2 separate regions of the Mus musculus genome follow, and region 1 is linked to region 2. Evidence: chromatin contacts called from ENCODE POLR2A ChIA-PET data. All regions are on one chromosome and are shown on one strand. The core of a region is the stretch at or near the end of the contact, and the rest is flanking DNA. Distances in the headings are between cores, read along the strand shown.

The links. ChIA-PET counts read pairs that join two places held with the same protein, here RNA polymerase II (POLR2A).
Region 1: POLR2A ChIA-PET joins it to region 2 with 12 read pairs in Patski. The contact joins the promoter of Scyl1 here to the promoter of Ap5b1 in region 2. POLR2A ChIA-PET finds 5 or more read pairs at or near these places in 3 of 5 experiments (Patski and embryonic stem cell).

What each region holds. Positions count from the first base shown.
Region 1 is chr19:5,769,930-5,773,193 of GRCm38, reverse strand. Scyl1 (SCY1-like 1 (S. cerevisiae)) reads left to right here and starts at 1,775. Exons shown (of 17, transcript NM_023912.3): 1 at 1,775-1,974; 2 at 2,331-2,471; 3 at 2,642-2,991. The coding sequence starts at 1,864.
Region 2 is chr19:5,566,137-5,569,668 of GRCm38, reverse strand. Ap5b1 (adaptor-related protein complex 5, beta 1 subunit) reads right to left here and starts at 1,645. Exons shown (of 3, transcript NM_001362046.1): 1 at 1,586-1,645; 2 at 1,062-1,229; 3 at 1-965. The coding sequence starts at 1,211.

The DNA of each region.
Region 1 (3,264 bases), core at 526-3,025, 200 kb before region 2:
ACTTGATCTTTTGGACTCCTCCTAAGGGCTGGCATCACTTTTCCAGCTCTGCCCTCTGTAGCATTCTAAGCTCAGGTTGATCCACTCCACTATGGCTGCTGTTCTTGGTAATCATCCCATGGTACTGACATCTCCAATACACTGGGGTGTTCCACTCCAACTAGGCTTACCAATAGCCTCAGGCAAACTTTTCAGACAAGGGCAAAAAGTAGCCACATTCTTCACCAAAATACCACAAAACCAGTCTTAATGCCACATTCTGAAAATCTTCTCCTTTGAAATCTCTTGGGCCAGGTCAACACAGTTCAAATCACTCCCAGCAACAAAATCTTTCATATTCCTACTAGGATGACCCATTAAGCCTCATTTAAAGCATTCTACTGCTTTCCAAATCCAAAGTCCCAAAATCCACATTCTTTCAAATAAAAGCATGGTCAGGCCTATCACAGCAATACCCCACTTCTGGTACCAACTTCTGTATTAGTCAGGGTTTTACTGCTGTGAACAGACACCATGACCAAGACAAGTCTTATAAAAAACAACATTTAATTGGGGCTGGCTTACAGGTTCAGAGGTTCAGTCCATTATCATCAAGGTGGGAGCATGGTAGTATCCAGGCAGGCATGGCGCAGGAGGAGCTGAGATTTCTATGTCTTCATCCAAAGGCTGCTAGTGGAAGACTGACTTCCAAGCAACTAGGGTGAGGATCTTATACCCACACCTACAATGACACACCCATTAGGTCACACCTCCAGATTGTGCCACTCCCTGGTCCAAGGATATACAAACCATCACAGAGGTATTTTCTTAATAGGAGTACACTGGGCCAACCATATACAAACTATCACAGGGTATTGGCGCTCCTAAAACTGGAGTTATAGGAGGTTGTGGGCCAACAGAGGGTGCTGAGAGACATTCTGGAAGAAAAGGTTTATTCCTGGCTTTGCCATGTTCCAACTGCCAGCTCAGCTCAGTGACTCAAACATCATTCCCAGCTTCAAGCTCCTGCAGGACTCTGGCCAGCACCCATGTCCACTTTGGACATACTTCTCTAACAACAGTTTCCCAGACCTCTCAGGACATTTGTGTCACCCCTTGCCTATCTCCACCTCAACCCCACTCTCAAGGTCTCAAGTACCTTTATTGTAGTAACTAAATTCCTCGCTGAACCCCAAATCTGCCCATTGCCTGTTGAAGGAGCGTTTGGCTTAAGAGATAACCATTGGAGTTTGGAGAGACCAGGGGTTAAGAGCACTGACTGCTTTTCCAGAGGTCCTGTGTTCAATTCCCAGCAACCACATGGCAGCTCACAACCATCTGTAATGGAATCCGATGCCCTCTTCTGTTGTGTCTGAAGCCAGCTACAGTGTAGTCATATACATAAAATAAATATATCTTAAAAAATGAGAGCAATAACCATTCTCCTCACTACTATTACTTTCCAATCATACTGCCTGCCACTAGTAGCCTTTCTTTTCTATCTCCCCATCTCTTTCCACCCCTGCCCCCCCAGGTTTAGATAGGCCCTATTGTCACGCTCACTTCCTGAACCCCTCCCCTCTTCATTCTACAACGGTTGCACTCACTACTCTCTATCACACTCAATTTTTCTATCTATACAAGGCCACAAGTTGGGAGCATTCAGATGACCATCTTGGCTCACCCTTCCGGTCACGCTCCGCCCTGCCCAGGGAGGTCTGCCTTCAGTCCAGCCTCACTCCCGCAAGGCCCCACCCTAAAGCTCCGCCCCAACTCAAACCCCGCCCATAGACCAGACTGGCTCCGCCCTCGCCCCGCCCCGCCCCGGCTCGGGCGGCCGGAGGACCCGGAGTGGAGGCTCCCGAGCCCGTGGCGGCGGCGACGATGTGGTTCTTTGCCCGGGACCCGGTCCGGGACTTCCCGTTCGAGCTGAGCCCTGAGCCCCCCGAAGGCGGGCCGCCCGGGCCCTGGATCCTGCACCGAGGCCGCAAAAAGGTGAGATACTGCGCTGCTCCGAAGGCCGCGGCCGACCTCGGCCTTTCCTACTATGTATGCCGGCTTCGCTGTGTCGCGCCGGGCCTGACGTGGCGGCGACCGAGAATCCCGGCAACGGGCTGGGGAGCGGGGCGAGCAGTGACGACGTGGCGGGCGGAAGGACCGAGGGACGGACAAGCAAACCGGACGGGGGTCACGTGGGCCTGGCTAGCTCCTTCAGGGCTGTCCTAGGGCGAGACTGGCTGGAGTCCCTTCCCTTCTGTTTTGGAGATGGGCTCGGAGCTGCTGTAGCCCAGGCAGGTTGGAGAGATCACCCGGCCCGTGCCTCTCAGGTTGCTCTGTCTGTCCTCCACCAGGCCACAGGCAGCGCAGTGTCCATCTTCGTGTATGATGTGAAACCGGGAGCTGAAGAGCAGACCCAGGTGGCCAAAGCTGCCTTCAAACGCCTCAAAACTCTCCGACACCCCAACATCCTGGCCTATATCGATGGGTTGGAGGTACCTGTCGCCCGATCTACCCATCTTACTCTCCTCAGGCCCTCACTTTGTACCCAAGTGCTTCAGTAGCTTCAGATTTGGTATCTTCTCCACTGCCTCTTTCCCTGTCACGCCCCTCATCTTCCCTTCCTCTTCTGGCACCGTGCCCTGATACCCCTTTTCTTACTCAGACAGAAAAGTGCCTCCACATCGTGACAGAGGCTGTGACCCCCCTGGGAACATACCTCAAGGCACGAGCAGAAGCAGGTGGCCTGAAGGAGCAGGAGCTGTCATGGGGGTTACACCAGATCGTGAAAGCCCTCAGCTTCCTGGTCAACGACTGCAACCTCATCCACAATAATGTCTGCATGGCCGCTGTGTTTGTGGACAGGGCTGGCGAGTGGAAACTTGGGGGTCTGGACTACATGTACTCGGCACAGGGCAACGGCGGGGGACCACCCAGCAAGGGGATCCCGGAGCTCGAGCAGTATGATCCCCCGGAGCTGGCTGACAGCAGTAGCAGAGCAGTCAGAGAGAAGTGGTGGGTGCCCGAGGTCACCGTACCTTGATCTGCCCGCACTGAGGCTCCTGGACTCTGGCGACCCCTAGACCCGCTGGGAAACCCCTTCCCTTGCTGCCTGCCTGGCAGGGGAAGCAGGATCTCAGGAGGAGGTGGTTGGCTAAGAGGGACAGAGTTTGGGTGTTCGGTGCTTCTGGATTTGAAAGCTGTGTGTTGGAGGCAGGTGTCTGTCCTTCTCTGAGCTTTGGTGTCTTTGTTAAATGGGGCTAATGAAACAAACTCCTTGGGGCGGAG
Region 2 (3,532 bases), core at 396-2,895:
CTCAGGATGCAATGCAGGTAAAAGAGGTGTGTGGGCGAGGGTAAAGCTGGGTGCTGGGCTCCCAAGGTGAGCCTGCGGAGGAGCAGAGCTTCATCCTGTGCAGTGAACAGGGCCTCGCCAAAGGCCGCCTTCAGAGACAGAACTGAGTGTAACAGTGTCAGCTGTGCCGTGCCCAGCAGCCGAACCAGCTGTGGCTTGAAAAGCACTGGTGGCTGTCCCCGAAGACCCCGGAGGGCCCAGCCCAACAGCCACAGAAGTTGAGCCTGAGCCACAGGAGTGAGCAGATAGGAAGTGTCCAGAAGCTGGGCCACGGCAGCCTTCAGCTCTCGGGCGTCCTCGGGGCTGGGCTCTAGAACCGGAAAGCCACGCTCCTCCTCCCCAGCTGTGGGCCAGCTGGGCCCCTGGGGCTTAAGATGGGCATCCCATTCCTCAGCCAGGGTCCAGTCCCAGGGACAACTCCCAGTGGAGAAGTCCTCAGCCACCAGCAGGCCTTGCAGGCCAGCCCCAGACCTGGACTGTACCACCAAGGTGTCGTGTAGAACAAGGGCCAGAAGCAGGCTGACAGGCTGGATGGGACCTGTTTGCCCTGGGAGGCTCCGCAGCATCCCCAGGGCGCCGGCCAGCAGCCCAGGCTTACAGCGCTCAAGTTCTCCAAGGCATTCACAGGCTGTGGCCTGTAGATGGCGCTGTTCTGAAGGGGTTCCAAAGCTTCGTCCCAAGTCTCGGCCTGAAGCTAAGCCAAGAAGTAAGGGCAGAAGCCGGCAGGAAGCTCCCGAAGTGGGTCCGAGAGCATCTCCTGACACCAGGGCTGTAGTGGCTGCCAACAACAGGAGCCTCCGGAGAGCTGAAGGTCTTGTGGGCAGGAGGACAAGCGTGTCCAACAGGGAAGTGGCAGCAGCCTCCGCGGCAGGTGCATCAGGCCAAAGTTTATCAGAGTACTCCAAGCTCAGTGTCAGTAAGGAAACCTGAGATGGGGGATTTAAGAGGAACTCGTTGAGTTCAGCATGCGGTAGTATGAAGCAACCATATGGACCACGGCAGGGCACACGGGCAGGACCTACCTTGGTCTGCTCGCTTAGCTTTTCACTCCTTAGGTCACTCAACAGGTCGCGACCCAAATCCTCACCTTCGGCACCTGCCAGAAAGGCGGATGGGCTGGCTCGGAAGGCCCCCAGGCGCTGGGCCCAGGCTTCTCGACCTAGGGGCCCCATGGTCAGTCATCCACTTCTCTGTAAAGGGAAGAGAGCATCAGACACCGAGGCGAGGACGACGCGCAGGCCTTTACGGCCACTAGAGGGCGCCCAGGTCCTCCACCTTCCCGAGGGGCTGCTGTTACCCTAGGGCCGTCTTGCAGACCCCTCCCCGCCCCCCAATGCCTAGGTCCCGAGATGAACTCTGGAGGCTTCGGAGATAATGCCGGAAGCAACAGCCCGGGCCCCTGCAGGATAGGACCCGCAGGATCGGGGTGGGGGTGCCCAGAAGGTGCGTGCGGAGAGCTCATTAAGCCTCCCGCCTACGAAGGGCATCGAAACCACAGCGTCGCTCGCGCCCCTGGCGCCCGTGGTAACGGGTCGGCCTCTCTCACCGCTTGAGTCAGCTGCCGCGGGCGCTCGGTCGGCTCCTTCCGGGCTGGCAGGCTGGCGGCGCGGGCCGGGGCGGGGCGCGGCGCTCGGCGCGTGGGCGGCCGGGACGGGGCGAGCCCGGGGGCGGGGCGTAACGGAGCCTCCGCCTGCCACGCCCGCCAGGCCGGCAGGTGCCGACTCGCCGGTTTCGCCAGGTCTGAGTAACTGTCTCGCCGTGCAGGCCCCCTGCCCCGAAACTGCCGCAGGCACGGGCAGGGGCGGGGTTTGGTGGGCCGGGCTCCCGGTCCGCTCCCCGATGGAACTGCGTTCCCAGGCCCTGGAGCAGAACAGCGGCTTGGGCAGATCGGGAAGGCGGCCAGCGCGTCCCCCAGTCCTCCCGCCCGGGCCCGGTGACTGCGCGCTTGGCCCGGCTGCTTGAATGCGGGTCTTCGGGCGGCCGCTGGGTGGCGCGCGAGGCGCAGTCCCAGGGCAGAGCAGGAAGAGCAAGGCGTGGGTCACTGCGGGACCGGTCGAACCGGCGCCGCAGGGCTTGGCTTGGCGTCCTCAACGCTGACCTGGCGTCGGGGGTGCTGGGGGGGACCACCTCGCTCTGCTTGGAGGCGAGGACCCGGGGCCAGGGTCGCAGCCGGATGGTAGCTGCTGACCTTTGCCCGAAGTCGCACGGATTGCCTACAGGGGTCGGGCGCGCTAGAGTAGAGCGAGCAGGGCGGGACCTTAAGACGCAGCGAAGCCGAAACACAACGGGATCCTGACTCTAGGTGTGCGTGTTGGCGGGGCCTGGAGGGTCACTCAGCTCGTAACACACCTAATATGAACCGAGAAACCAAGGCTTGAGAAGACAACGGCCGGGCTGCCAGACTTCTGGCCAAGTAGTACACACGCTACCTACTAGAGTCCAGAGGACTGTATCTGGGCTTGTTGGCGAGTCCCAGGCTGTGGGTGCTCACTGGCCCGCTAGTTTCAGGGGCTCAGACCTTCTGTCGTCCAAATCTCATACTCACCGTCCTATAAAGCCTCCTGCTAGCCACTTTGAAGATGAAACACCTGAGCCCCCATTGCTAGCCTCTGGCTATTTCTTTGTCTTTGTCCCTTTGGGTGGCCCAAGTTCCTTCCTAGCCCCTTATCCTGACCTGGCTGCAGATGAGAGTGGTGAGGTAGGGTCCTAAAAAGAAGACTGCCTGGGCCCCCAGAACAAGGGTAGAAGAAGAGAGAATGGAGACATGGGGGCGTTGGGGGAGGCACGGGGAGCTAGAAGACCTGGTCTCTGCTCTTCTGGGCTCTGGCTCCACAGCTGACTCACAGGCGACAGCTCTAAACCACTTCCCTCTAGGTGCCTCAGTTTCCCCATCTATAAATTGGGAGTGATGACTCCTGTTTAAGAAGCTTTGGGGTGGGGCGCCCGGCTAATTAGGCCCAAGATGAAAGAGGCCAGGGTGAGAGCAGCCCTGGGCTGGGAAGGCAGGTTGGAGTAGGAGCCTGTCTGGTTGCCCTGTCTGAGGCCCAGAGGGCGCTGATAACTGCAGGTCTGGTGTCCCAGCTCTCGGTAGCCAGAAAGGATTATTAAACCCTGTTACAGTTGAGGGGAGGGGCTTCCAGGGGTCAGGGAGTCCAACTCTGGCTGTGTCCCAAGCTTCTGATGCTGTAGCCTCTGCCAGCCTCCAGCCTCCCTGGGCTTTGGTTCTTTGAGGTGGCATGTGTGGTTTCCAGAACTGTGTGTGATAGATGGATGTGTCTTCCTGAACTCACTAGGGCTCGTAGCCAACCCTGGGTGCTAAGGGTGGGTATCTGTCTCCCATGGGCTTTCAGGAGCCCAGAGAAGGTAGAGTCACTTGTACAAAACTCCAGGGCCTCTGTAAGGAGGACTGGGCTTCTGCTACATGCTCCGTCTGCTGCCCTCGCGCTCCTGATGTCCAAGTTCATGAATGGGCCCTGTTCTCATCTGCCTGCCC